Linked DNA regions of Homo sapiens: region 1 is linked to region 2. The links are chromatin loops, found by intact Hi-C in ENCODE. Cell type or tissue: endothelial cell of umbilical vein. All regions are shown on one strand. Links, peaks and the distances in the headings refer to the core of each region. The heading gives the core; the rest is flanking DNA. Region 1 overlaps CCSER1 (coiled-coil serine rich protein 1). Region 2 has its middle 80 kb from the start of GPRIN3.

Region 1 (16,219 bases), core at 7,864-10,363, 1.1 Mb after region 2:
ATTATTTTTCTTATTACATTTTTGCTATTGATTTATTTGAGTTCCTTATGTATTCTGATTATTAGTCCCTTGTCATATGGGTAGTTTGCAAATATATTCTCCCACTATGTGGGTTGTCCCTTCACTTTGTTGATTATTTTCTTTGCTATGCACAAGCAAGCTTTTTTAGTTGACGTGATATCTTTTGTACATTTTTGCTTTATTTGCCAGTGCTTTTGTGATCTTACTCAAGAAATATTTGCCCAGACACATGTCCTGGATTGTTTCCCCAATGTTTTATTTTAGTAGTTTTATAGTTTCAGGTATTAGGTTTGTCTTCAGTCTACTTTGAATTGATTTTTTTTTTTTTTTTTGAGACAGGGGCTTGTTCTGTCACTTAGGCTGGAGTACAGTGGTGCAATCATGGCTCACTGCAACCTCAGCCTCCTGGGCTTAAGCCATCCTCCCATCTTAGCTTCTGGAGTAGCTGGGACCACAGGCATGTGCCACCATGCCTGCCTAATTTTTGTATTTTTCATAGAGACAGGGTTTTTCCATGTTGCCAGGCTGGTCTTGAACTGCTGAGCTCAAGCAATCTGCCCACCTTGGCCTCCCAAAATGCTGGGATTACAGGCATGAGCCACTGTGCCTGGCCTTGAGTTGATTTTTGTATATGGAGAGAGATATGGGTCTAGTTTTATTCTTCTGCATATGGATATCCAGTTTTCCCAGCACCATTTATTGAAGAGACAGACTGTCCTTTCCCCAAGGTATATCCTTGGCAACTTTGTCAAAAATGAGTTTACTCTAGATGTATGGATTTGTTTCTGGGTTCTCTATTCTGTTCAATTGGTCTACATGTTTGTTTTTATGCTAGTATCATGCTGTTTTGGGGGTTATTGTAGCTCTTGTTTCAAAGTTATTAATTTGAAGTCAGGTAATGCAATTGCTCCAGTTTTGTTCTCTTTGCTCAGAATTGCTTTGGCTATTCTGGGTTGTTTGTGGTTCAATATAAATTTTAATTTTTTTCTATTTTTGTGAAGAATGTCATTGGTGTTTTGATACAGATTGCCTTGAATCTGTAGAATTCTTCAAGTAATATGGGCATTTTAACAATATTGATTCTTCTAATTCATGAACATGGAATATCTTTCCATTTTGTGCATATCTTCTTCAATTTCTTTCATCAATGTTTTATAGTTTCCATTGTAGATATCTTTCACTTGTAAAGTTTACTTGTAGGTATTTAATTTTACTTCTAGTTATTGTAAATGGGATTACTTTCTTAGTTTCTTTTTCAAATTGTTCACTGTTGGTGAATAGAAATGGTACTGATTTTTGTATGTTGTTTTTGTATCCTGTAACTTTACTGAATTTGTCTGTGAGTTATAATAGTTTTCTGGTTAAGTCTTTCAGTTTTTCTAAATATAAGATCATATTATCTGCAATCAAAGATAAGTTGACTTCTTCCTTTCCAATATGGTTGCCCTTTATTTATTCAGCTTGTCTAATTGCTCTGGCTAGGGTTTCCAGTACTATATTTAATAAAAGTGATGAAAGCATACATCCTTGTCTTTTCTATATTATAGAGGAAGGGCTTTTAGTTTTTTCCCATTTAATACATAGCTAGTTGTGGATTTGTCATATATGGCCTTTTATCATGTTGAGGTATGTTCCTTTCACACTGTTGAGAGCTTTTATCATGAAGGGATGTTGAATTATATTAAATGATTTTTTTGGCACTTATTGAAATGATCATGTGTTTTTGTCCTTCATTCTGTTGATGTGATTTATTGCCTTTATTGAGTTGAGTATATTGAAGCATCCTTGCATTCCTGAGATGAATCCCACTTGATCATGATGAATGATCTATTTAATGTGTTCTGAAATTCAGTTTGCCAGTATTTTCTTGAGGATTTCTGTATCTATGTTCACTAGAGATATCGGCCTGCATTTTTCTTTTTTTGTCATGTCATTGTCTGGTTTTGGTATTGGGGTAATACTGGCCCCATGGAATGAGTTTGGAAATAGCCTCTCCTCCTCAACTTTTTTGGAATAGTTTAAACAGTTTATATTTGTTCTTCTTTAAATGTTTGGTAGAAGTTAGCAGTAAAGCTATCAGGTCCTGGGCTTTTTTTCATTGGGAGACTTCCTAGTACTGTTTCTCTTTCACTACCTGTTATTGTATACATTTTAGAAATATTTTGCAATTTTATTGTTTGTAAAAGAAAGTGAAGCAGACTATGATTTCACATAAGGTGACAATTTCAATAAAGCAGAAGAACAGTTTAGTTCATTAAAAATTTTATAGAATTATTTGGATAGTTTGTGCCACTTACACAGTTTATTGATGGGGATGCTTTTTTATAAAAATTATTTTTCATAAAGGTTAATATAACATAAATAAAAAAATGACTTGACTCACAACTTAAAATGTGATTTCTTATGCAAAGTGAAATTTTGAAGCTTTAAATAATTTAATTTTACTGAACATTTGTAACAGATACATTTTCTCAGTCTTGGACAGGGCTAGTGTTGGCTTAGAAAAATTCATACACTTAACATTCTATATTTATTTTGCATTTTCCTTTATGCCTAATGCAGATCTCCCATGTAGTAGTAGAATTTTAATAAAGTTTGTTAAGTCATTAACTTATAAACAGATTTTACATTCTTTGGAAATATCACTGTTCTTTGGAAACTTCACCCTGTGGCCTGTCTTCATGACTTGATTTCTTAAACTGCTACAAAGAGGTGTTCTTTCTCTGTCTGCATGGCCTCAAGTGAATTAATCATTGCAGAATGGAGAGAGACATTTTGAAGAAAAATAATGTAGTGTGATTAGACACATTTGCCTCAGGTTGCTGCAGCCAGAGTGTGTTGTGGTGGTAATTTACTAAATGGTACCCTGGTGGTATGAATGAGTTTTTAGGTTTTATGACTGCTTTACTTTTTTCCAAGAAGCGATTTACACATAGGACTTTGCTACTGCTCCTAAAAGAAGCAATAGAATCATTGATCTGAAATTCAAAAAAGCATCACCTTGGGTTCTTACATTAATAATTAAAAAAAAACCCTACAAAATAGGGTCAGCCAAAATCAGAAGCATTTAATGCTATAAAATTATTATTTAGAAGTAAAATGTATAAGTTACTTTATAGTGATATAGTAAATATTGCTATTTTAAATAGCCAATGATTGAAACTACCTACATGTTTTATAATAGGAGAAACCTTAAGTAATTTGTGGTAACTCCTTTTAAGAAATCCTATCTGTTAAAACTTTCATGAAGAGTTGATAATATGTATGAAATTCTTTAGCAGGATACAACATTGCATAGGCACTTTATCTCGGTGACTCCTCACTGTTCTGCATTATTTCCATGTTACATGAGTCTCATCAGAGTTTTCACAAAGCCATTCAAGATGAGGACATAGTTCTGATAAGAACATGTTTCATTCAACATAATGCCATGTAAAGGATTCCTGCATTTAAAAATAAACTAACATAGTAGATTCATGAGATTAGACGTTTTCCATTTTTTATATTCTTCATGTCCCCCAAAATTTCCAACTTTGATATTAGAAATGAATTTATTTTTAAAGAGTCTATTTTAGGAACATTTTGCTTTAAATATGAAAAAGAAATTACTTACAAGTAAATATTTAATCTAATTTGAAACTTTATGTATTTATGTTTCATTTTTCTATTCCATCCTGACTTTTCCATTGTGATTGTGATTTTGAGTAGTATTTCTTCTCCCAGTTAAAACAAATAGCAAAACAACAAACCAACAACTTTAAACAAACAAAAACCAACTGAACAACAACAAAAAAAACCCTGGGCATTTTTTTATTCTTTTCTTTCTCTCATCCCTCTATCAATAAACAATTATTACTAGTGTTACCCACAAGATTACCAAGTTTGTTATCTTGTTTATCTGTACCATGCTATTTAAGCGAGAATGTCGTTATCTCTCCTTTGGATTATTGCAATAGAATCCTAACTGGGTGGCTAGTTTTGGCAATCAATCCTGTACAAAGAGGCTATCTCTCTTAATTTAGCTCCCTACAAGGATCTGGACCTCTAAGTTCCTGACACTTCATCTCAAATAGTTATTCCCTTTACTCACACTGCTACTTGGAATGATCAGGCCTGCCCCAGGGAGTTTGCACTTGATTCTGCCTCTGCTGGAAGTGTTCTTCTCACTCTTCTTCATTCAGCTCAAATATCACCACCTCCATACTTGTCTTCTTCATTATTTATCTCATTACAGTAATTATTTTTGTAAGACATACATCACTGTTAAAGATCATCTAATATGCTTATTTGTTTTGTTTATATTCTGTCTCCCTCATTGGAGTAGATACTCCTCCAGAAAAGGGACTAGCCCCTCTAATTCCCTTCTGAATCCTCTGTGCCTGGAGGAGAATATGTTTCCTGTTTTTGAATTATTTGAGAATTCACTTAGTATTTTGTGCTAGAAGAGTGGTATTCAGACTGTAGTATAATAATCAGGGTGTAAAGGACACCCCTGCCCTACATAGGCATGGATACCTTTTAGATAACTAATTTCTCAATTCTCAATTTTTATTTGTGATTTTCCATACAAATTACTTGTTTGAGAAGCTTCTGAGTTTTGTCAGTCATCTTCCTCATGTTTCTTTCACAATCTCCCACTTTACAAAAAAACAAGCAAATTTATGAATTCAGATTCACTTGTGAATCTGTTTAGGATGCATTGTTCAGTTTCTAAAAACCTCTAGTGTATCAACCAAGGGATAAATTACTCAGGGAGTCTTTTGAGGGCTTCCTAAATAAATATTGGAAGGTGCAGTGCCCTGTTTCCTAGAGGCAATATTCTGGTGAGCCATTCTCCCCTTTCCTTCCTCCTCTCCTCCTCTCTCCCTTTGGATTCCAGAAGTGAGAAAGTAAGAATGTTGCTGTGGGGTATTAACAGGTTTACTTGATGCTTTCTTCTGAAGAAGAATTTTGACTGGATGATTTGTTTGACAAAGAGGATTGCTTTGCCAAGTGCATTGTGACACACATTTGCATATATTTTTCTTAAATCAAATAAGCTAAATATGTGGCTTGACAGTATTGATGAAAATATATTTTAAGCCCACTTAGAGCATATAACAGTCAGAAAAATATGTCCTTTTACCTTATAGGAAATTTGTTAATGGTTAACTTTTAGGTCTTCTAGAGATTATGTAGATTTTCAAAGTTATTTTAGTAAAAAGATAATTTGAAATTATTGTGCTAGACAATGTGAGCAACATCAAATTGTTCAAAATATCTCTGTATAAAGTACACTTGATATAGAAGAAAGTGAAAAAGAGAGTTCATCTTTCACATGGAATATAAGAGACCACTATCTTTCCTCATTTCCAGAGTATCTGTACACTCCTTTACCCTAATAAATTTTACAGGGATAGTATCTCTTTATTCAAATTTGTACAATCTTAATTTGTAGCTCACATAGATGCAAATAAGTTTATTAAGAAAACACAGTTCTGTAGAGGGTGCTGATTCAGTAGTTTTTCACAGTATTCAGTCAAGAATTTGATGTCTTAAACTCTTGACTAAATTAAAAAGGTTAAAACACTTTACCTAATTTTGTAATAAAAATAATGACATTTATCCTTTGCTTCCCTTTATGTTGAGCAGAGGTCTAAGCCCTCAACTTCTTTAGTCCTTATAATAGTTAAATTTCTTATGGTAGGTGCTATGTATGACTCAATTTCACACATTGTGAAATTGAAGCTCAAAGGGAGATTAAAATACTGTAGATTGCCCAAAGTTAGTGAGAGCAGAAACCAAAATCCAAACCTAGATAATATGTCTCCAGAATTTTTTATTAATACACATTAGGTATACATATTTTTAGGGTACATGTGATATTGGATATATTTATATAATCAAATCTGGGTAATTGGAATACTCATTATCTTAAATATTTATCTTTATTTTTAACTCCTGGTACATTTGAATTATTCTCTTCTAGCTATTTTGAAATGTATATTCCATTACCATTAACTGTAGTCTGGAATGTTAACCCATATATTATACAGGACCAAACCAGAATGCTATACTAAGATGTGCAGAAGAAAGTTAAAATAATGTTTTGAGCAACATTGACCCTCATCAGTAATTATTTTTTATATTACCGAACATTTATATATAGTGTATACTATATGCTAGGAAATATATACATAGGATTCCAATGCCAGTATGTGGTTTTTCTACAAACAAAGCAAATAGGGTCTCTTTTAGGTTTTCCTTCCAGTTTCTGGGTACCCTTATGTTTGTTGTATGATATTCTTTCTCCACTCTGTCTAAGCTAGGATGTCTGTTTCTTTCTTTGAATATTTTATTTTGAATCACAAAATGTTCTCAGATCCTACATAAGTACTTGTTTAGTATTCAATTCTGAATATGCAACTGTTAGCCTGAGGAAATCTGTAGGACGGTACAACTGTCTCTCTCTCTCTCGCTCGCTTGTTTTTTGTTGAAATTGTTGCTAGTGGCTGCATTTTTTTCCCTTGTGGAATTAATATTTTCTGTATTTCCTGTGAACTATAGTGATTGGAAAGTCGCTTAAAACTTTTCTTGATTACCTAACAGTGGATCTGTCATTGGAATACTAATTTGGAATACTAAGCCACTTCCAATGAAACATTCCTAGAGCAGCAATAGCATTCAGAATATTATTTTGCAATATTATATGATGTTATTGTTACTGTTGTATATGTAATATCAGGATATCTTTCTTGTGCATTCATCATTGTTATAATTTCCGAATTTGTCTTTAGCATCAGCAAGATCTAGATTAAAATTTAGATTTGCCTTTACTTTTCTGAACCCAAATTTATTTATCTGATAGGAATAATTATATTCCTTAAAAATAATTTTTATTTCAAAGTCATAAAAAATAAAACAATATTCAATTACAAGAGATATCAGGTGCTTACAGAGCAAGAGTGTTTTTACTTGATTGAAATAAGGACATATCTCTGGCAGTGAGAGTCTCTGCTTTTATTTGATTGGATTAGATTTAATTCTATTATCAGGAATACTGTGTTCTATAAATGTTAGTGCAGCTACTATTTGCATGTTTCTGAGTGAAGTACTTAACTAGTTTAGGTTTCCATTTATTATCCTCAAAAAACAAGTTCATTTTCCAAATATAAAATTCAATACAATAGTTGGTCGCCAAGGCAGAACTACCTAAATGTTCCAAGATGCAAAATCCCCACTTAGTGGCCACTCAAGTCGGTCACATCACCCTTGCTACTGGGCACAGCTGAAAAGGCCCTTGTGCCATAAACACAAGTCCTTTTCTCATGAATGCTTTCTTACCTATTATTCTGTCAAATTAGCAATATATTAGTATAAACCCAATATAGTTTAGTCATTCCTGATAGTGATATTTGATGCAGTCCCATAGTCTCAAAGAAGACAATTTACTGAATTTATTAACAAAGTTTAAAGGGTTTTCTTAAGAAAGGAAAGAAATGAGCTAAATTTGTTGTATCTCCTTTATTATAATCTTCATTATGTAACTCCTTTTAAAAAAACTTTTAAAGTCAAAGAACAATATAGGCAATATGCTTTAATATATTTAGTAAAGTCTACTTTGAAATAAAATTTATGAATTTAGGTGAATTTGTTAATTATTGGTATAATATTTAACATTGCCACCAATTTAAAACTTATTTCTCCATAACTTGAAACAATTTCAATCTGACACTCTATTAGAATGTTATATTATGTAAATATGTTAATTATCAGACATACTTCCTTGGTTCTAAAACCTATATCCCTGTTCTAACTCATGAATTACAAACCAAAACATTAAGTAATAGCAGAAATGTAAGAAAATAGGTATATGATTTGGTTAAGCCCATTGATTACATTAGCAATTAAAGTAAAAGAGGAAGGCAAACTTGTCATCACATTTCTAATTTTATCATATACCAGACATACTTTGACTGTCTTTACTATCATTTTGCTCTTTTTTTCCTCTCTTTTTCTGTAACACACTACATTTATGTGTTAGTGGTAATGGCTTATAACACATTATTTTTCCCTTCATATCTATGGAATATTGATTCTAGTTTGTTGTTAACTTTGAACTAGAAAAAATGATATTCAGATATATATGAGTATATATGTGTGTATGTATATTTGTATGTGTACTAAATTTCACAGACTGCATGCATATGTTTTAATAAATCAGAGGGGCTCACATAATTCATCTAATCAGTTGTCTAATCTTAATAATAGAGAAACAGAACCCAAGAGAAATTATATCCACAAATATATTGTGAAAGTGTTATTAATGAATGTGATCATTATATGTTGAGTTCAAAGACAGCTCTTTTAAAAAAGCCAAACCCAAGATTCTGTTTTTCACATGATTGTAACAGAATTAGTACACAATGCCAATACATGACTGAATGGAAATCAGCATATTCCTTAACATGCTGCAGTCAGCATTATATAGGAGACACCTATAACAGCACTTACTTAAAAAAAAAGCTGCAATTGTTTGTGGATATACTCATATTTTTTTTTTCCTTTCACCAGACCAATGCTGACTTTCAGTTCTATTGATCTAACATTTGTGTTTGAACTAGAACATGCACTGAAAATGTTGGATTCCATATTACTGCCTATACTGATTTTTATTGTCAGGTATCTGTATTACTGACTCTACACACACAGACACAGAAATAATTATAAATGTCCAATGTAGCCACCTTTTAATTTACTATCCTAACATGTATTCCGATTAGTACTTTAAAATTCTTTTTCTCAGACTTTGGTATTCATCCTATGTTGATATAAGATAGTTTTTTCATTTTCTTCTTTACGTTCGTATCTGTTACTATTAGCTGCTGTATGGAGTATGTTTAATACAATAAAAAATAAAGTGATACCTAAAATTTATAATCAGAATAAAATGTTACCATCTTTATACATCTTTTACACTAATATGTTTTCTACAAAGCAGTACAGTTTTATTTTAGACATATGTTCATGATGTTTCAAAAACAACAAGAAACTATCAGAAAAATGAAAAATAAATTTGAATTGATATATATATGAGTGTGAATCCCTTTAAAAATATAGATCCTATACATATTTATAAGAGAAAAACTTTAGAAACTCTGATTTTTATTATTCTGTTGTTTCAAGCTTTCAAGTTGAATCGAGTTTTTCTTTGATCTAAAAGGCAATTTATTTTTATCAGATACTAATTGTTTTAAAAAGATTTAATTTGTTAATATACTTTAAGGATTTTGTGATATTTTTAATAATTAAATGCCCAATAAGAGTTAGAATAAAAAATTAACTTTACCGTCAAAAAGGAAGATCTCCTGCACCCTCTGCTGCTATGTAAATGAAACTGCAGGTTATTTATTATAAACTTATTTTTATTTTATAAAATAAAAAAAGAAAATAAAAAATTTAAGAAGATTTTTTAAAGATCTTTTCAAAGATTTTTTAAATTTAAGAAAATAAAAAATTTAAAGAAAATAAAAAATTTAAGGCAAATCCAGTCATTTTAATATACAGTAAACAAACGAACCATTATAGATGTCTCAAAAGAACATGCATCTCAGATATATAGTTTACTTAAAAATAAGTAAAATATAAACTGACAAACTAGCTTTGAAAGGAAGAGGTATAATGGCATCAATTTGTTATTAATGAGAAAAAGTCATAATGCTACATACTTCTAAATCATCATATTACTTAAATTTATTAACCAACATACAAAAATCTATTGTGGTTTATTGTTTGTAATATGGAAATATTAAACATTAAAAAGATTGTGAAAAACCTGGAGTGAATTATTTGTGTCTTATGGCTCACTGCCATTTTAGATGAATTATTGTGTTGTTAAAATAAATTGACTTTTTTTCTAAGAGGCAGGAAATAGCTTGCAATAGTGAAACCAGATAGAATCCGAGCTGTTACAAAAGTTGATCCCAATTTATAAACAGATACCACTTGGATTGAAAATCTATATAAAGTATAAATTTTACTATTAAAATGTAGTTTAATAAAAAATAGTCTTGCCGGGCGCAGTGGCTCATGCCTGTAATCCCAGCTCTTAGGGAGGCAGAGGCAGGAGGATAGCTTGAGCCTAGGATTTGAGACCTGCCTGGGCAATATAGCGAGACCCCGTTCTCCATAAAAAGGAAAAAAAATACAAAGTCTTTATATTATTTTAAGGATTCTTAGCACTTCCATATGTTTTATTTATTTAAATATTTTATATTAAACTATAAAAATTGAAGCAGTTATTAAAACACTAGGAATTGATGTTTGTATTTTGTCGAACTTGGTGAAATTATTTTTAGAAAAGGCATTTTCTGATATGTCCAATCTCCTATTCCTTCCCAGTGGAAACCACTGTTAATAATTTTTGTGTATCTTCCAAGTTGCTTTTAAGACATTTACATGCGTATTTCTATATCCTTCCATATTTTGTAGTTTTTAAATAGGCTATATATCTCATACTCCCTTATTTTGATTTTTAAAGTCTTAAATATAAAAGTAATTCATGAATTCATTCTGATTGTTGAAGCATCGTATTACATATAACACCATGTCCCCGTTGACGACAACCTCAATTCAAAGGCCCTCTTTAAGGGTAATCACTGTTAATGCTTTGAAGTACATCCTTCAAGATTTTTTTCAGGAAGAAAAAAAATCATACACACATATGATTCTGCAGAGTATTTAATATTATACATACTATTTGATAATAAATTTTGAATTGACATAAAATGTATTCCGAATAGTATATCACTTACCAATTTGATTTTATTAACACAATGCCTTGGAAATTTTTCCTTTGTTTGTTCATATCTTTGACCTTATATGTTTAGCTCTTATATATTATGCTGTGGAATAAATAGACCATTTTTAGAATTTTAAAAATTCTCATATTAATGAACATTTATATTATTTTATATTTTCACTACAATAAGCCTGAGTATCCCTGTACATGCTTCTTTGAGCAGATCTGTGAGTATTATTCTAGGGTAAATGCTGAGAAGTAGAATTATTTTTTCATTTTATACTTTGATAAATAATTTTAATTTTTAAATGACTTTAACAATTTGGATTTCTTTGTAAATGTCTGTCCATATATACTACTTTTTCACCAAACCTGATATTATTAAGTTTTAAAAAGTTATAAATGAAAAATATTGTATTTATTTCTGGTTGATAATGGAGTTGAATATCTGCTCGTAATGTTGATTAGTGATTTATATTTCCTTTTCTATAAATTTCCTGTTACTATTCTTTGCTCCCTTTTATTCTTTGTGTTTTCTGTTTCTTACTGGCTCATAGGAGTTCTTTCTATTTCCCCGATTACTAATGAGTTTGAGTATTTTAAATATATATTCATTGGTGATTTGTATTTCTTCTTTCAGGAATTACTTGTTCTTATTCTTTGCTCACTTATTTTTGATTTTAGATTCTTTTTCTTATTGATTTATAGTTCTTTATATATTCCAGATATTAATTATCTGACTGGCATAGGATACCAAAGACCAGCCCCTGTCTTAATGTATCAATTAGTGCTCCAGAGCTTTCCCATGGGATCAGTCTGAAGCTAGTGTCCAGTTTTGACCACATCCTGGCTTAGCTTCTTATCCACATATCCCCAGTGTCCCCATCTTATTAGACTTTCTTTCTTTAATCAGCTTCTCATGTTTGAACAAGAATTCCTTACTCAGGCTCTGCTTCTAGGAAATCTATCCTGGACCTGTGATGACATTTTTTTTGAAATCAGTGTTTTAAAATCAAGCCAATTCTCCAATGGAAGATATAATTATAAAAAAAAACAACTGCTCTTTACTAATAAACATATATTTTAAGATGTGTGCTATCCTCTTTAAAGTTGTATTTTTGTTATACTGACATTGCCACCGCTCAACAAATTTATCAAATTCAGCTTTTGGAAATCATGTTCAGACTCTGAGACAGTCTTTGAATGTTCATAATATTGTCAGTTCTTTGCTCCCTGACTAAACTATTTTGTTGACAGTGAACAATTATTCAGTCATGTGCAGTCAAAGTGATCAATGTGGTCAAATATTTTGAAATTATTTGTAACAGACGGTTTTAAAAATGAGAAGTGTCTGTTCATATCCTTTGCCCACTTTTTGATGGGGTTGTTTTTTTTCTTGTAAATTTGTTTGAGTTGTAGATTCTGGATATTAGCCCTTTGCCAGATGAGTAGGATGCAAAAATTTTCTCCTATTCTGTAGGTTGCCGGTTCACTCTGATGGTGGCTTCTTTTGCTGTGCAGAAGCTCTTTAGTTTAATTAGACCCCATTTGTCAATTTTGGCTTTTGTTGCCATTGCTTTTGGTGCTTTAGACATGAAGTCCTTGCCCATGCCTATGTCCTGAATGGTAATGCCTAGGTTTTCTTCTAGGGTTTTTATGGTTTTAGGTCTAACGTTTAAGTCTTTAATCCATCTTGGATTAATTTTTGTATAAGGTGTAAGGAAGGCATCCAGTTTCAGCTTTCTACATATGGCTACCCAGTTTCCCCAGCACCATTTATTAAATAGGGAATCATTTCCCCATTGCTTGTTTTCCTCAGATTTGTCAAAGATCAGATAGTTGTAGATATGCGGCATTATTTCTGAGGGCTCTGTTCTGTTCCATTGATCTATATCTGTGTTTTGGTACCAGTACCATGCTGTTTTGGTTACTGTAGCCTTGTAGTATAGTTTGAAGTCAGGTAGCGTGATGCTTCCAGCTTTGTTCTTTTGGCTTAGGATTGACTTGGCAATGTGGGCTCTTTTTTGTTTCCATATGAACTTTAAAGTAGTTTTTTCCAATTCTGTGAAGAAAGTCAGTGGTAGCTTGATGGGGATGGCATTGGATCTATAAATTACCTTGGGCAGTATGGCCATTTTCACAATATTGATTCTTCCTACCCATGAGCATGGAATGTTCTTCCATTTGTTTGTATCCTCTTTTATTTCATTGAGAAGTAGTTTGTAGTTCTCCTTGAAGAGGTCCTTCACATCCCTTGTAAGTTGGATTCCTAGGTATTTTATTCTCTTTGAAGCAATTGTGAATGGGAGTTCACTCATGATTTGGCTCTCTGTTTGTCTGTTATTGGTGTATAAGAATGCTTGTGATTTTTGTACATTGATTTTATATCCTGAGACTTTGCTGAAGTTGCTTATCAGCTTAAGGAGATTTTGGGCTGAGACAGTGGGGTTTTCTAGATATATAATCATGTCATCTGCAAACAGGGACAGTTTGACTTCCTCTTTTCCTAATTGAATGCCCTTTATTTCCTTCTCCTGCCTGATTGCCCTGGCCAGAACTTCCAACACTATGTTGAATAGGAGTCGTGAGAGAGGGCATCCCTGTCTTGTGCCAGTTTTCAAAGGGAATGCTTCCAGTTTTTGCCCATTCAGTATGATATTGGCTGTGGGTTTGTCATAGATAGCTCTTATTATTTTGAGATACATCCCATCAACACCTAATTTATTGAGAGTTTTTAGCATGAAGGGTTGTTGAATTTTGTCAAAGGCCTTTTCTGCATCTATTGAGAAAATCATGTGGTTTTTGTCTTTGGTTCTGTTTATATGCTGGATTACATTTATTGATTTGCGTATATTGAACCAGCCTTGCATCCCAGGAATGAAGCCCACTTGATCATGGTGGATAAGCTTTTTGATGTGCTGCTGGATTCGGTTTGCCAGTATTTTATTGAGGATTTTTGTATCAATGTTCATCAAGGATATTGGTCTAAAATTCTCTTTTTTGGTTGTGTCTCTGCCAGGCTTTGGTGTCAGGATGATGCTGGCCTCATAAAATGAGTTAGGGAGGATCCCCTCTTTTCTATTGATTGGAATAGTTTCAGGAGGAATGGTACCAGTTCCTCCTTGTACCTCTGGTAGAATTCCACTGTGAATCCATCTGGTCCTGGACTCTTTTTGGTTGGTAAGCTATTGATTATTGCCACAATTTCAGCTCCTGTTATTGGTCTATTCAGAGATTCAACTTCTTCCTGGTTTAGTCTTGGGAGGGTGTATGTGTCGAGGAATTTATCCATTTCTTCTAGATTTTCTAGTTTATTTATGTAGGGGTGTTTGTAGTATTATCTGATGTTAGTTTGTATTTCTGTGGGATCGGTGGTGATATCCCCTTTATCATTTTTTCTTGCGTCTATTTGATTCTTCTCTCTTTTCTTCTTTATTAGTCTTGCTAGTGGTCTATCAATTTTGTTGATCCTTTCAAAAAACCAGCTCCTGGATTCATTAATTTTTTGAAGGGTTTTTTGTGTCTCTATTTCCTTCAGTTCTGCTCTGATTTTAGTTATTTCTTGCCTTCTGCTAGCTTTTGAATGTGTTTGCTCTTGCTTTTCTGGTTCTTTTAATTGTGATGTTAGGGTGTCAATTTTGGATCTTTCCTGCTTCCTCTTGTGGGCATTTAGTGCTATAAATTTCCCTCTACACACTGCTTTGAATGTGTCCCAGAGATTCTGGTATGTTGTGTCTTTGTTCTCATTGGTTTCAAAGAACATCTTTATTTCTGCCTTCATTTCGTTATGTACCCAGTAGTCATTCAGGAGCAGGTTGAATTTAAACCCAGCTGTTCTTGTATCAGAGTCTGAATTCTTAACAGTTATGCATTCACTGTGTCTAAACCTTAGTACATGGAACCGTAAGATTATTTAAACATAAATATGCCTCTTATTATTTACTTAAGCCTGGGTCATATGCTTTTACACTTCTTTCTTCTTTTACCACTAACTTCTTTCTAAATCTGACCAAAGCCCATCTTTCTCTATTTCTCTTTTCTCTCTGTTTCTTCTGGTCATTAAAAACTAAGATTGTATCTGGCTGAGTATCAAGATTACGTATATAAATGTGTAACTTATGTCTTTCTAAATATATATCATCATCCCTTAATTAATTAATCCAAACGACTCATCTGCTTTCCTAAATCCTGCTAGAATAATTTCTTTCAAATGTGTTCTTCCCTTTTGTAGCTTTTCCCATTGTCATGCTACTTGCACACCACTCACCCTCTTTCTCTTTTTATCTGGGGGATTGATTTATACAAATCTAATCAGAGACAGTCTGTCTTTGCTTATATACCATGTTTTGTGTCAATTCATTTTTAGGAGTGACCCAAAGACTGACATTTCTTATATAAGCAATTATTTGTTTTGGTTATTATGTTTATTTGTTGAGAACAACTTAGTGTACTCAATATAGCTAAATTATATACAAATTTAATAAATTGTTAATTAAACATATCTAATCAATTATGTGATTTCTGGCTTTTTCTACCTTAGGCTGACAATCTCATTCTCTTTTCTGTGACTGATCATCCACTTGGTCCAGATTAGCCATCCTTTTAATGTGTCTCATATTCTCCTCACTGACCTTACTGGCAGAAGTGGCTTTCGTCATTGTTGTGGGAGTCATTTAGCTGTTAAAAGTGCCTCCATTATTTTCCCATTTATTTAAGGGGAAACAGCAAAACATTTTGGAAATGCATTTAGAGATAAACTGAAAAAGTGTTGAGATGTAGATAGCATGGTCTTTCTAGTAGAAAGAGCCTGGACTGCAAGAATCCTCACAAGTGTGAGCCCTGTTTAAATCTGGGTTAAATGATATAATTAGGTAAGACTGGGAAATTACTTCAAGCTGATATCCTACTTATTTTAGTAAAAAATGATCAATGTCCTTTGATATGTTTACATATTATTAATTTTCTGCCATCATTTTCTTAATGTTAAAATTATTACCTAGGAAATATCTGTTGTTTTTTTGGGGATCTTCTTTTATTTTCACCAAGTATAATGGAAGATTTTCTTTTTAGTGTGGTCATTAAGGCTCTACCAGGTTATTTTCTGAATGTTTTTCTGAGAAAGAATCTTGCTGGGACCAGATTTAACTTATGCAGCATTCCCCTAAACACTTCAAGTATTGATAATTTGTTTTCAAATGCCAATAAAAATATAAATTTAGGGACTTTGATTACAAGAGGTCAGACTACTGATCTCACATTATATACGTCTTTTCAGTATTATTTTATGTCATTTTTAATAGACTGGTTGGGACACATGTTTTGTTAGGTAGATGATTTTCATAACTATTCTAAGAGCTACACCACCATGTACCTCTTGTTTGAATATATTTCCTCAGAAAAGGCAGAGCTCTATACCTA
Region 2 (16,219 bases), core at 6,403-8,902:
AAACATATACAAATGCCACCTAATAGGTGAGATTAAACTTATAGTGATAAGATTTAGAATGTGCTACACAAAATTTAAAAAGTCCATCAGAGAATGTACTATAAAATTTTAGTTCTAACCAAGGGTGTAGAAGCAGACAGCATGGGGAAGGTAATGTCAGTTAATAAGTCTAACATGAGGAGTAATTTTTCCCGTTGTTCTGAGTTTATTAACTCTCCTGAAATTTTTTCTTTAGAAAGTATTTATTACAGTCATATTCTGCATAAAGACATTTTGGTCAATAATGGACCACATAAATGCTATACCCATAAGATTATAATACCATATTTTTACTATACCTTTTCTATGTTTAAATGCACAAATACTTACCATTGTATTTCAATTGCCTACAGTTTTCAGTACAGTAACATGCCATGCGGGTTTGTAGCCTAGGAGTAATAGGCTATACCAGGGGTCCTCAACTCCTGGACCATAGACCAGTACAAGTACTGGGCCGCACAGCAGTCGGTGAGCAGTGGGCAAGCAGCATTACCACCTGAGCTCCACCTCCTGTTTCAGGTCAACGGCAGCATTAAATTCTCATAGGAGCGCTAACCCTATTGTGAATTGTGTATGCGAGGGACCTAGGTAGGTCACACGCTTCTTATGAGAATCTAACAATGCCAGATGTTCTGAGGTCAAACAGTTTCATCCCAAGACCATTCCCACCCCCTACTCCCATCCATGGAAAAATTGTCTTCCATGAAACTGGTCCCTGGTGTCAAAAAGTTTGGGGACTGCTGGGCTATACCATATAGCCTAGGTGTGCAGGAGGCGATACCTTCTGGATTTATGTAAGTGAGCTCTATGATGTTTGCACAATGATAAAATTGCCTAAGGATGCATTTCTCAGAATGTATCCCAGCATTAAATGACACATGGCTGTATATTTGGATTTACAGAAGACTTGTGTGGGAGACCAGAATATGCCTTACCATAGCATTAAGGACTGTTGAGCTGAAGGCATTTAAGAAGAAACAGATACAGCAGAGCTCTCTGCCCTCCCTCTATTTGCCTGAAAGCAGGACATAGATTTATAAACACAAAAGGTATTCTGCCCCTACCCTTTGTTCTCCCCTAGAGCAAGAACAAAGGTTAACCCCTGAAGAAAGCTTTAGACCCTCATCTGCTTGGAGATGATACCAGAGGAATTTATGTTAGCAAGCTTTACTCACTAGTCTTTATCTGCCATATATTTACCTTTCCCCACTTGGCTGTCCATAGAAACTCAGAGTTATTTTCTTTTGTGTTGTTACTTCTCTTAGAATTGAAAATGCCATATAAGCCAGAATTCAAAGCCAACTCTTCGAGCACTACTAATTCTCTGGGTGTCTTCCATGTTTATATGAAATATACATGTTAATAAACTTCTGTTTGTTTTTCTCTTGTTAATCGGTCTTTTGTAACAGAAGTCTGTGTTCCAGCCACAAATGTAGAGGGTTATGATTTTCCCCCTAAATTTGCAAACAATACACATAGAACTTATGTCCATCCTTCACCCAATTTCCCCCTCATCTTATATATCCTTGGCACAACTAGAAAATTAATATTGTTACAACACTATCACTAAATTATAGGTTTTATTCAAATTTCTCCATTTTTCCACTAATATTCTTTTTCTCTGTTCCAGGCTCCAAGAAATGGAATTTTATTAAAAGATGGAAGAGGAGGATATTTGAGAGAAGGGGAACTACCTAATACTGAAAACTAATACAGTCCAGGATACATAGAAGATGATCAATAACACTTATTCAATCTAAATTACCCTATCAGCAAGTGGAGAATTCTCTCTCGGGAGTGCTGTTTTCTTTCCTGCCAGTCAGCTCTGTCAGGTTGAATAGAAAGCGATAAATAAAGAGGAAAAGAATTCATTTTGTGCCCTTGCTGCACTGTTGCTTTTTCCTGCTGCACCACCAGTAATAGAAAACTAGGCTGTGAGCATTTCAGTGCTAATGCACTCCAGTGGCTTTTCTGCCTTGGCCTTCTAGCTTTCTCCTCATTGCATCACACTACTGATTGGAGAAAAATATGCCAGTCTGTGCTGTGTTTCCCCAAACAACTTTTTTATTTTGCAGGGTAGAAAGAACTGATGATAATGGGCTCTATAAAAAAGGGATAAACAAAGGCATTTTCATCAAGGGCCTTCTTTCTAAAAGGCTTTCCAAATAGCCTATTTTAAAAAATGAACAAACACCCATAAACCCATAGAACAATAGTACACTAGACATACATTTAAAGAGCATGTCTCCATTAAAAACAGCTATGTCAGAAACAGGCACCTGAGTTTCTGGGGAAATATACATGATAGAAAAATCTTAAACCTGGCCAAGTTCTCCAAGTTGATCTTCTTTGTTCTTGTAGGATTTGATGACATTCAACCATGTTCATCTACTTTTCCATCTTGTTCTACAGGTGGACTATCTATTTATATATTTTTAAAAGACAGCCAGGAAAAATTGATTGATTAAGAAAGGTTTTCTTAACCTTTATTTGTGGTAAGAACATTTAAGATCTCTCTTAGAAAATTTCAAGTAAAAACACAGTATTGTTAACTCCAGTCACCATATTGTATATTAAATTTAGATCCCTAGAACTTACTCGTATATTAGATTTAGATCCCCAGAATGTACTCATCTTATAACTGAAAGTTTATACACTTTGACCAATATCTCCTTATTTCCCCCACTCCCTTACCCCTGGCAAACACCATGCTACTTTCTATTTCTATGTGTTTACCTTTTTTAGGTTCCCTATATAAGTGATACCATATAGTGTTTGTTTTTCTGATTTTTTTTAAATGAAAGAGCTAGGGCCAACTTCCATTCTTTGATGTAAAGATTAAAAACGGTGGATATATTGTGGTATGACCTAAGGCATAGGCAGGGCTGCAAGCTAGAGGTGCCCATGTGATCAAGGACAATGGTGCACAGGTCACTAGTCATCACTATTTCCTGTCATCGGTGGGACTGCAAACTAGCACATTTTTAGTGACATTACTCATAAGCACACTGTGGTTGTTTAAATTGGTAGGGATGATAATGAGAGTAATTTGTGGGTAATTAAGTCTCTCCTTTCCACCTGACAGTTATGCAAACTAGAAGGAGATGAACAGCATAGTTATGTGTTTCTTCAACTAAGAAACATTTCATAAGAATTTTGAGTAATGTGGGTAGGTGATTAAAATGTTAAAGTGGAAAAAGTTAGAAACTGTTATGTTTTTAAAAAAGTTTTATTGAGGTGTTATTTACATACCATAAAGTTCACCCATTTTAAGCATACAATTCAGTGAATTTTAGTATATTTACAGAGTTGTACAATCATCACAATCTAGTTTTAGAACATTTCCATTATTCAAAAAAAAGTCATTTGTGTCCATTTACAGTTACTCCCGATTTCCACCTCCAGTCCTAGGCAGCCACTAATCTACTTTCTGTCTCTATATACGGTTTTTATCTTTCCGGGACATTTCATTTAAATAAAATCATACAGTGGGTGTTCTCTTGTGTCTGGCTTCTTTCATCAAGAATGTTTTGAGGTCCATCCATGCTGTATATCAGCACTTCATTCCTTTTCATTGCTGAATAATTCTCTATTCTGTGGCTAGATCATATTTTATCTGTTCACTCATTAATGGATATTGCGGTTATTTCCAGGTTTTGACCAATGTGAATAATACTCCCATGAATATTTGTGTGCAAGTTTTTATGACACTGAAGAGTGAAATTTCTGGCTGGGCATGGTGGCTCACGCCTGTAATCCCAGCACTTTGGGAGGCTGAGGCAGGTGGATCACCTGAGTTCAGGAGTTCGAGACCAGCCTGGCCAACATGGTGAAACCCCATCTCTACCAAAAAAACAAAAGTTAGCTGGGCATGGTGGCTCATGCCTGTAGTCCCAGCTACTTGGCTGAGACACGAGAATCGTTTGAACCTGGGAGGTGGAGATTGCAGTGAGCTGAGATCACGCCACTGCACTCTAGCCTGGGCAACAGATTGAGACTCGGTCTCAAAAAAAAAAAAAAAAAAAAAAAAAAAAGAGTGAAATTGCTAGGTCATATGGTAAGTCAATGTTTAACTTTTTAAAGAAATTGACAAGCTGTTTACTGAAATGGCTGTGCTATTTTATATTCTCACCAGCAACGTATGAGTTTCCAGTTTCTCCACATCTATGGCAAGACCTGTTATTGCATGGCTTTTTATTATGCTTATCTTAATGGGTTAAAAAAAAGGTATCTCATTGTGGTTTTGATTTTGTACTTCCCTAATGAATAATGATGTGGAGTATATTTTCATGTGACAATTGGCTTATTGGTATAATTTATTGGCACAGGTCATTTGGCTAAATGTCTGTTCAACTCCTTTACCCATTTGTAAATTGGGTTATTTGCTTATTTATCTCCTTTTTACCTCCAGGATGGAAGTGCTATTTCAATTTTTTTTTTTTTTTGGAGATGGAATTTTGCTCTTATTGCCATTGCTGGAGTGCAATGGCACGATCTCAGCTCACCGCAACCTCTGCCTCCTGCGTTCAAGCAATTCTCCTGTCTCAGCCTCCCAAGTAGCTGGGACTACAGGCATGCGCCACCACGCCTGGCTGATTTTGTATTTTTAGTAGAGATTTCTCCATGTTGGTCAAGCTGGTCTCAAACTCCTGACCTCAGGTGATCCGCCAGCCTTGACCTCCCAAAGTGCTGGGATTACAGGCATGAGCCACCACGCCCAGCCAGCACTAGGTCAAATTTTAAGGTCATTATTCCTTTGCATTTAAAAAATTGTTTCCACCATGTATTCCTAAATAACACATTGTTTTGTTTTGCTTCTTTTTGAGCTTTATAAAAAATGGATTTATACTGTATGGAGTCTTTAACATAAAATCCTGAGTGTCTTCCTAAATTAAGTTTTCATGTTGGGCAAAAACAATTGTTTTCCAACAATGGTACTATGATATTTAAAGCAGAAAGTTATCTTTAAGAAAGAAAAGATTACAAATGGGAACACAGGGCTGCTGATTCTTGTCTTTTGGAAGATTTAATGGAGTTATCGTAAGTGGGGTATAAGAACAACAAAAAGATGTTCTTAGGATTTATGAAAATCAACTCTTGCACTCATTTGATACTAGAGTGTAGAGGTATTTGCCTCTAGGTAGGTCTATCCTGCAGATTTTTTTTTCACTTTGTGAGACTAATTTTTGTAGCTTTCATGTCTCTTCCTTACGCCAAATATGTTAATTACATCTCTTGTTATTTTCAGTGCTTTCAACATGCTGTTTCCTATCTGACACAGATGTAGAAAACAGGTAATCTAGAATTGTGACAAGGATTAGACTGAATAGGCTCTGATTATGAGTCTGAGGGATTCCCTCTGGGATAAGTTAATGAGCTTTAGCACATGGACTTTGTGACATTTATTTTGGTTGCAGAGGCCTCTTTTTGTTTCCTTCCTTATTCTCAACTTTTACTGAGCAGAAATGTAGGGGTATGGACTTGAAAACAAACAGATTTGGTTTTGAGTCCTTGCTCTGTCATCTTATTGATTTTTTTTTAAAGAATAAATCACTGTTAAAAAAATTCTCTAAATGAGGATAGGAATGTATTGATCACAGTATGACATAATATAAGATGATATCTTTAAAGCACTCAATAAGTTATAAATATTATTATCTTTTTAATATATAAAGAGGCTTATCAACATCAAACTCTTAAATTGCTGTTTGGTGACATCTGAGAGTAGGAAAAATAAAAAGAGTTTAGACAATAAAACACAAAAATTAGTCTCGCGAGCTGAAAAAAAAAATCCCTGCAGTATAGAGCTACCTAGAGACAGACTGTACTTCATAGATAAGATATATAATGCTTATTAGACAGAGCAAGGGAGGAAAAATTGAGAATAAGTATTGGATTGGTTGGAAGTGGTAGTGGTAGGAATGGTGATAGGGAGAAAGTACTCCAGGAAAGTTAGATAAGAAAAACTTTCACATTCCTGGCGAGCAAATTGATGTCAGAAGTTTTATCATCAAGAAAAAAAAGTCCTGTAGAGGGGCTTAAACACAACATAGCTCAGGGTTCTCAAATTTGATCACCACCAAGACTTTCTTTTATTACCTTTCCCTCCATCTACTCCGTTGAATAAACTGGTTTACCAAGAGAGCTGATCTATCAGTGAATTAATAGGTAATGTGCATGGGAGAACAGAATTTGGAGGGGGAAAGATTTTTTCTCCTTTTGCTCTCCAGATAATAAAGGCAGGATGAGTTTGGGGCAGCAGAGACTATAAGATAGAGAGGTTAAGAGGAGGTTTAGCTCTCAGTTTCACCAAGGTTTATGGGCTTTCTCTGATCCTTACCTAGAGACACCATTATTTTTCCTTATGTGCTGAATTGAGTTTAGCTTAAGTGCAGTAAAACTATAGGGTTCACTAGCTCAAGGGTCTTTAGGCATTGGAAAGTCAGGGAGACAACTTCATGGGATTGGCAGGCAATCCCCAGAAAGTACCTGGAGCTGTGGTAATGGTATTTATGATGGATTTGCAAACAGCAGAAACCATCTAAAAGCGAGGAGGGGAAGAATACAATTTTACTGTTTTGTGGGCATTTGTGTAACTCCCCAGGGATTGTCAGAGGTGGCTATGTGAAATATAATTAAGGAGGTAGCTGATAATTGTACAGATAAGCGTGATAAATCAGATAAATTTTGGCTTAAATCATGATGTATGGTCATTCAAATCCACAGACGGGTAAGAGCTCAAGGTTTTTGAATTATGTAAATAATTTATTTTTTCAAATATGTTAATCTAGGACAAAAGTAATTACAATTATGCAATTATAATTAAGTTCTTTAGAAATATGTTATTTTAGTTAGCATACACATTACGATTCACGCATGGGTCTCTTGTAGGGCATAGACCTTTCTATTCCATTCTAGAATAGCTGTGTGTTAAAGAAGATAACTCAGAGGCATGAGTGGATTGTACAGCAGTCAGCTATGCTTGTAGCCTATTTTGCCCATCTCATCTCTAAAGATAAAATACTTCAGTTTTTTTGGGTGGAATTGGTGAAGAGACAGATGTCTCAGGCTTGTGGCAGAATGTCACCTTGGCAATTAATGGGGAAAGCAAAGACCCACGGCTTACTTACTACTAATTAAGAAGTCACAGTACAGACCTAAGGAGAAGAAAGATCTAGCATGGTGGCAGGCTGGAGCAGACAGGGTGGAGGTTGTAGCAACTAGCTGATGGGGCATTTATGGGCTTAGTTGTGTGAACAAATGTGAACTTGAAAGAGTCAGTCCTTCAGAATGGATCCCAAGTGGCTATTTAAAATAGACCAAGGAGCTATGTGCTGACTAAAGTTCACACACATACTCTGAGATGCACAAAAAGCCACACTTTTTTAACTTTGGGACTTTCAGAGCTCACCTGAACCAACCAGTCACAGCTTGGCTCTATCAATCAATCAGAACTCAGCTGTGTCAGCCAATCAGCAATAAGGAAGTTTGAATCCTTTGTTTACATAAAAGGACCTGCTCGGGAAGCTGGGCTGAAGCTTTTGCTATAAAACCCACACTCTTTCTTTGTTCTCTGGAACCACCTTTGTTTTACACCTAAGGCTGTGTCTCACCAGTTAGCAAACTGTTCACTGGAATAAAGTCTCTTTCCTTCAAATTCCTTTTCAGAGAACTTTTGTTCACAGTTGGCAGGAGGGAGAGTGGAGGGGAACTACCTCTAGGGCCTACCAAGAGTTTCAGAGACAGGTCATCCAGACCTTTCCAGCAGAGGGCAGTCACAGCTTGGTTTTTCTCATGCAACCCGTGGCTTCATTCCTTGGGTTTCACTGCCCTGGCAAGGCTAACTCCAGGTTCCAACGCTTAGGGTAGGGCAGTTCACTCTCTTTTTCTTTAATCCATGGATACGGAAAAGGCTTTTACTGAGGTCTCAAATTCCAGAGAAGACCTTGGCGATATTGTAACTACATTTTTTTTTCATACAGGGTACAGAAATGAAGATGTATCTACGTAGATTTTCTTTTTGCTTCCCTGCTCTCAAGTTTGATCAACGATCATGTTGGAACGTGTCTGTTCAGAATTTAATATGATTTAGACAAAGGCTTGAAGTTATGGTTGCTTAATTGAAAGTTTCTTGCAAAAGAGAAAAAATACAGACGTTTGAAGGTGGAAAACTAAGAGATTTAAGAAATATATGAGGAAACTCCTTTTCCCCTCCACCAGCTTGAGGAACTTCAAACACCTAGAAGGCATTTATTATTCAAATAATTATTTTGTTAGTGATTACTGATAATTTATTAAAGTCCATAGTCCAGAAATCTGTTAATTAACTTTATATTTAAAAATTAAAATGGAATGTTATGCCATTCTTACCAACAGCCAGGTTTTAGATAACGATGTGGTATAAATGATTTCAATTAATTACTGTTTCCTTCTCTTATTTAAATTTAGGATTCAATATTTATTTTTGCCAAATTATTAAAAAAATTTTTCCGTTTCATTAGGGAAGTTAGTTTAAGAGACTTAACCTCGCAATAAACTTCCAATTAGACAGTTTATTACAAAGTCTTACGTAGTGCATTCTTAATTTAAATATTATTCATTTCTAGCTGAACTTTCACGAATGATGTAAAGTTATTAATTACTGATACTACAGCTGAGTAAAGTAAGTCTTTGGTTCCAACTGAACCAGGAGAGAAAGGTCATTATATGTCTAAGAACTGGGCCCGCCTTACCTTTGGAGGAAGGGTACGACAGAGCACAGATTTTATGTTCTAAAGATGGCGGCACCAATATGGTTATCAAACTCACATGATTTCCTTACAAGGCGATTGACACACTTCTCAGTGGGGTTTGTTTTCTCCCCTTGAATCTAGGCAGGGCTTGTAACTGCCTTGACTAATGGAGTATCTCAGAAAGGATGCTATACAATTTCTAGTGCTAGTTCATAAATGGGATGTAGTTTCTGCCTGTCTCTACTGGAGGGACGTATAGGAATGGTGTGCCAGGTGCAGGCGACATCAAGGAGTGGTGTTGATGGCTACAAACGCTAACACTTTAAAGGTGTCAGCTTATATTATAGGCAGCGTGTGGGCTTAGAAGATTTTAATATTACTCCTATTCATGTTAGGGGGATAGAAACCCTCTGAAATCTATAGGTTGAATAGTCAAATTGTGAAAAGAGGATTTCTCTCTGGCTCTTTTAAATTAAACTGGGATAATTTTGGTTTTGAAGACTCTTCAATATCCCAAGAGTATAGTAGAGACTAAAAAAGAAAACCCAGGCCACCATAACCTTGCCTGTTTCCATGACTAAGACATGCACTAAACACAGATAAGCATTATGAACAGAACTGTACAACTTTTGACCATGTAGGACAAGGTTGGAAAAATAAATGTGTTGTCTCTCAAGAACTTGAAAGGATGCATTAGATAGATTTAGACCAATGGCATAATTTCTTATTCATTCCTGTTGCTTCTTTAATGTTCATCAATAACCAGGCAAGACGTGGACAGTGAGGAGCCCTGTTGTCTGAACAGGGCTGCTAATGAATTGGTATCTGCTGTCACAAGAGTGCAATCACTAAATTGCATCTGCCTCAAATACTGACATACCAAATTCCTGATGGCTATGTGAGAACACTCCTTCTACACTGTAGTTCCTAGTATGGGGGTGTGAGGATACTGAGCACTTCAAGGCAAACCAAGTTAGAGGGCACCCAAGGTGAGCACGTGAGAAGTAGATTCCTGTTTTAGACCAATTTTGTGTTGATTCACATGACTTTTTCACTGAAGAATATAATGTGATTTATTGTTTTTGTATTAGGAAACATTGAACACTGGTAGGCCATTTTTTTTTCTGAACTGATATTTGGCATTCTTTGTTATATATATGTTCCATAGATCACAAACACAACAGGTAAAAACAAAAGGAAACAGTGGGCCTTATATGTTTTGTAGGAACAAAAAAGCACTCTTAAAAATTATTTTGAATCAGATGTATCTTCCTCAACTACTGGTTCCAGACATGATTTAGGGGTTCTGAATAATGAAGGTTCATCTCTCCATGTCATATATCATACTGTATCATCTCCTCATATTGTATATATATATATAATATAATACATAAAAGTTTTTCTTTTCAGTGTTCATTCACACAGTGATTTTTCATGTTACAGTCCGCTTAAAAGTATCACATCTAATCAATTATGTGACCTAAAAAAATTACATTAGTAAAAATTTACCTATGTGGTGGGTATTATGTGTCCAGTGACAAATAACTTATGACATTATAATACAAGAAACTATAAATATACAGGAGTGCAAATATACACACAGACAGTGTGTACGGTGTTCTTTTATTTCCATTCTTTATCTTCATGATTGAACTTTATAGGCAGGGCCAGTGCTCAACTTCTGGGCTCCTAAAGTAACTGATAATGGCTCTAACATGGCCCTTCTCATATTGCTGTGTTTAGTGGTTTATGTATCTGGGAGCCTCTGCAGGGTAAGGCTGAGGGTCACTCAAATTTCTAATACATGTTGGGTGCAGGTGCGTAATATATGTCTGTTGAGTAAAAGAGTGGTTCTTCTGATTTCATTTTGTTTGAATCCATTTTGGGTTCTAGGATTCAGATTCAGGTTGACATTTGACCTAATGTAGAAAAATTCTCCCAAATATAGGCAGAGCTGGTTATTATGCCCTGGAAAGTTTTCAGAAGGAGATATGATCTGTTCTTGTTTTTCCTAAATTGACCAGTTATCTAGCAAATCATCTGTGTCAGTGCTTATTTCTTTAGTGTTTCTGATACTTTTCCCAAAGAGTACTAATGCGTTGTGTTTGTGACTTCCTTTCCTTCCTTTATAAAAACATTTATTTTTAAAAATTTCTCCCTAGCTTTATTGAGATATAATTAACAAATAAAAATTGTATGGCTTAAGGGTGCACAACATGTTTTGATATACATATACATTGTGAAGTGATGACCGCAATCAAGCCTTCCTTCTTCACCTGTGTCAGATGTGTTGCTGGCTCCTGTTTTGTTGCAATGTGCCTCCTTTGAAAATAGATAAAAAATTGTCACAAAATGAAATGATTGCATCATCTTTAAATTCATAATTACTTTAAAGCCCTACCTTGGGCCAATGTTACTAAGATTAGTATCTTTAAATGAGCGGTTCACCTTCGAGGGAAAAAGGAAATTGTATTAGGTCTCAGTTCTTTCATCAAGGAGCCTGGTGGTAAAATTAAACATTTATTTATACTTTCCAATAATTTTATGAATTATTTTCAAATATGCTCAAGGCTTGTTCATATATTTTATGAATTGCATGTATAACGTTTATAAAAATTTAACTTAATTATTAAAACACTAGTGAGGGTAGAAAGCAATGTCATTTGCTGCAATCTCATTTGCTACACGAGACAATACATAGCCTTTAATTTGTACAACTGTACTTCAGATTGAACATAAAATGCCTTCATACACCCATATGTTGTTTTCTTTTCCCAAGAAAAGGGCAAATAATTTTATAGCTTTTCTCTTTATATCGTTACATCATTTCTTAGTGTTTTCCTATGTTTTATGCAGTCATGACAAAATTTTTGTTAATGTGAATATGAGGTTTGCATAGAGAATGAGTGGATATTTTGATGGCTTAGTCTGTTTTTTTTCCTTTTCTGCCACTTTATATATTATTTAGAGGAAATATATTTGAGTGATCCTTATTTACTCTCTAAAAGTAATTGTTCCCCTTTTTATATTCTGACTTTGATTTAGGGAAAGTTGTTACTATATTAGTGACATCAAATAATTCTCTGAGTTACCGAAACATTGAGTTACTAAAACATTGTAACGGTCAATAGGAGAATGTATCAGGTAGGTCACAAGGAGAAAACCATTAGGTTTTATTCAAGTAGTATTTAACATCCTGATAATCACTTTTGTTTTTATCAGCATGTTAGTGTGCAACAATGCAGTGCCTAGTTAGGTGCCTGGATGATGACACCAGGCTTGAGTGGTTTGAGTCTTGGTGCCACCATTTACTCACTATATGCTCCAATCTGCATTTTGGCTCGACATCCATAAAACAGGCACGACAATAATAATAATGTTTACATTGTAGGTTATTGTGAAGCATAATAAGATAATTGATATGATTTGACTATGTGTCCCCACCCAAATCTCATCTCAAATTGTAATCCCCATATGTCAAGGGAGCGACCTATAATCCCCCTGTTGAGGGAGGGAGGTGATTGGATCATGGGGGCAGTTTCCCCATGCTGTTCTTGTGATAGTGAGTTCTCACGAGATCTGATGGTCTTATAAGCATCTGGCATTTCCCCTGCTTGCACTTCTCTTCCCTGCTGCCATGTGAAGAAGGTTCTTGCTTCCCCTTCACTTAAGCCATAATTGTAAGTTTCCTGAGGCCTCCCCAGCCATGTGGAACTGTGAGTCCTTTCCTTTATAAACTACCCAGTGCCGGGTAGTAGAGGGTAGAAGAGTTTGGAGGGGTCAGAAGAAGATAGAACAATGTGAGAAAGTCTGGAACTTGTTAGAGACTTGTTAAATGGCTTTGACCAAAATGCTGATAGTGATGTGGACAACAAAATCCAGGCCGAGGTGGTCTCAAATGGAGATGAGGAACTTACTAGGACTGGAGTAAAGGTCACTTTTGCATGCTTTAGCAAAGAGACTGGTGGCATTTTGCACTTGCCCTAGAGATCTGTGTAACTTTGAATTTGAGAGAGATGGTTTAGGGTATCTGGTGGAAGAAATTTTTAAGCAACAAAGCACTCAAGAGGTGACAGAGCATAAAAGTTTGGAAAATTTGCAGGCTGACAATCTGATAGAAAAGAAAAACCCATTTCTCGGGAGAAATTCAAGCTGGCTGCAGAAATTGCATAAGTAACGAGGAGCCAAATGTTAATCACCAAGGCAATGGGGAAAATGTCTCCAGGGCATAGGGCATGTCAGTGACCTTCACGGCAGCCCCTCCCAGCATTCTATGTATAAGAAACATAGAATAATGTCTAGTATGTAGTAAACACTTAATATACCTCAGCCATTATTATTAATTATTGAAACAGTCTGGAGAAAATATCAAAGCATAATCACCTATGATATGGTTTGACGGTGTCCCCACCCAAATCTTGAATTGTAGCTCCCATAATTCCCATGTGTCATGGGAGGGACCCGGTAAGAGGTAATTGAATCATGAGGGTGGGTCTTTCTGGTGCTTTTCTCATGATAGTGAATAAGTCTCATGATTTATGATGGTTTTATAAAGGAAAGTTCCTCCGCACATGCTCTCTCCCTTGCCTGCTGCCTTGTAAGACATGACTTTGCTCCTCATTTGCCTTCTGCCATGATTGTGAGGCCTCCCTAGCCATGTGGAACTGTGAGTCCATTAATCCTCTTTCCTTTATAAATTACCCAGTTTCAGGTGTGTCTTTCTTTATTAGCAGTGTGAAAACAGACTGATACAATTTATATATAAATTTAGTTGTGACCAGAGACAAATAATACTAACTGTCTTATTTTGTGAATGGGGAAATTGAGGCATATAATTTCATGAAATATTTATTCATGAAGACATCTGTGACAAGTTAGTACCTATTTTACATCAGTAGCTTCTCTTTTACTGAAAATGACACTTTATCATATAGTAAAGAAAATCATCTATACATATGATCTACACTATTTACACAAAGAAATGCTTTTCAAATTTTATGCAGTACTATCCCTAAAGGTGGGTGAGAATAGTAAACTTATAAAACTGCAGGGTAAAGGGGAATTGATGAAGCCAGCCAAAGAAAAATCGGTCTAAAATCTCCTGTTTTATCATTTGAAGACTGTGAATTTGTCCTTTGATGCCTCTATCAGTCAGCTTCTGGCAGGAGACAGCTGTCATTTTCAAACTGGGTAACTGAGGAGAGTGTTATAAACAGATTATTTATAAAGGTATAGGTAGGTTTTAGGGCAATCACAAAGTAATAGCACAGTACTGTCTAGCGACAAACTGGGGTCAGGCACATCCCTCTTAGGCCTGACAAGTCAAAGGGAAGGAGGAGTTGACAGGACCCAGCCTAATGGAGAGATCTGCCTGGTAGGGGTTCTGAATTTGTTGAGCTTGACATGGCCAACATGAGGCATCCTATTAGGGGTGGGAGTATTCAGGAAACAAATGCTCCAACCTTACTCTCTTCCCTGCCACCGCCTCTAGCCAGCACTTCTGAATGGCTGAATGCAATGGATAGCAGGATGGCAAGGGAGCCTGTTGAATCTGCCAATGCAAGTCAGCCTCCAAGTGCATAGGACAAGATGAATAAGGGTGAAGAATGAATAGAGAAGAGAAAATGAAAGATATCTAGTACAATAAATTTATGTTTGCTACAATATTAAAATGACTTCAGCATTTACTCATTAAAACTACCATCACATTTTTCAGTAAAATCGATGCTTCAGGATAGAAGGGTTTGTGTGTCCTGGTTTGGGTAGCATGGACATAAGCAAGTCCTTTACTACAAAATTGATCTTTGGCAATTTTGAATCCCTAATTGAGCTGAATGGCGTTGTATTAGTTTTGTGGCCACACAATGAACTACTGCAAACTTAACAACTTAATATAATATAAATTCATTATCTCTCAATTTCTGTAGTCCAGGCAGGCTAGCTTGATTCTCTGGTTAGGGTTTTCTCTGGCTGAAATCAAGGAGACCATCAGGGCTGCAGTCTTCATCTGAGCTTGGATGTCCTTTTCCAAGATGGTTGTTGGCAGAATTGATTTTCTTGCAATTGTATAACTGCGTTCCTGTTTCCCTTCTAGCTATCAGCCGGGATCACTCTCAGCTCCTAAAGGTTGTCTGCAATTCCTGCAAATGTGGCCTCCATAGGCAGTTCACAAGGACGTTTGCTTTCTCCTAGGCCAGCTGGAGCATCTCTCTGACTTCCTCTTCTGGAATCAGCAGGAGAATACTCTGTCTTTTAAAGGGCTCATGTGATTATGTCAGGCCCACCCAGATAATCTCCCTAATTACAACCTGTATTACATCCAGCAGTGATTGAATAATGGGGAAAAGGTGTGTGCATACCAAGGCTGGGAATCTTGGGGAGCATCTTCAGGTTTTGCCTACCACAGTGGGCCTTTAAAAAATTGCAGCACTCTTTCTTTCCACTCCCTGTGGAGGGTCTGATATTGTTGTTGACCTCTAAAACCTACAGTAATTTTGGGGCCTCTAGACGATCAGGAGCCACAAATGTAGATGCCTTTAGGGGCTAAGTAGATCTCATAATCACGGTAAGGTCATCATTAGTGACAACATCTATTTCAGTTTTGGGTACACTTCTTGATTCAGCCACAGGTCATTCAAAATTGCAAATATAGTCTCAATTCAAATTTAAAATGCCAAGTCTCATGTAATAATCATGTAAGTAATACTGTAATTCTTGTTTATAACTCAGGGTTCCCTCCTTACAAGCCCTATAGAGCTACATTGGGAAGAGGGTTGTGATTTTGATTCTTTTCTCTTTCCATCCCTAGAGATTCCATTTCTGCCAAATAATCTGGTTGAAGACCAGGGAGGAAGAGGAAGAAAGAGGGTCTGGAAAGGTCACACTTTCCTGAGTGCTGCACTCTGCCTGTGGCAGGTGTTTACATTGAACTCCTCTCATGGGCTTCCAGGTTCTCTTTGGAGAATCTTCCCTCTACAGCCTCACTCAGACACTGATGGTTAAGCTTTGTGTCCCCACCCAAATCTCATCTTGAATTGTAATCTCCATAACCCCATGTCAAGGGAGAGAGCAGGTGGAGGTAATCGAATCATGGGGTTGGTTTCCCCATGCTGTTCTTGTGATAATGAGTGAGTTGTCACAAGATCTAATGGTTTTATGAGGGGCTCTTCCCCCTTCGCTCAGCAATTCTCCTTCCTGCTGCCTTGTGAAGAAGGTGCCTTGCTTCCCCTTTGGCTTCTGCCATGATTGTAAGTTTCCTGAGCCCTCCCCAGCCATGCTGAACTGTTAATCAATTAAGCCTTTTTCTTTACAAGTTACTCAGTCTCGGGTAGTTCTTTATAGCAGTATGAAAACAGACTTAATACACGCACTCCCCCATCACCAGGTATCTCCAACTGGAAGATCTCTTAATACAGGCGAAGGACCCTCTTCTAACTCTTGTACATAAA

The links. Hi-C counts contacts between places; a loop is a spot of excess contacts. Peaks named below come from ENCODE experiments on the same cell type or tissue, not always from the same donor. Only the 100,000 strongest peaks of a DNase experiment are listed, where the experiment ranks them.
Region 1: a loop joins it to region 2, with 17 times the contacts of the local background. A loop is called at or near these places in 5 of 110 quality-filtered maps.

What each region holds. Positions count from the first base shown.
Region 1 is chr4:90,284,159-90,300,377 of GRCh38, forward strand. All of the region lies in intron 1 of CCSER1 (coiled-coil serine rich protein 1), which reads left to right. Among named protein-coding and RNA genes, the nearest start is that of CCSER1, 160 kb to the left of the region's middle. In endothelial cell of umbilical vein, for the core only: a CTCF peak has its summit at 9,372; no DNase peak of the experiment used is centred there.
Region 2 is chr4:89,219,341-89,235,559 of GRCh38, forward strand. No RefSeq gene overlaps it. Among named protein-coding and RNA genes, the nearest start is that of GPRIN3, 80 kb to the right of the region's middle. In endothelial cell of umbilical vein, for the core only: a CTCF peak has its summit at 7,795 (motif pointing right); a DNase peak (open chromatin) is centred at 7,811.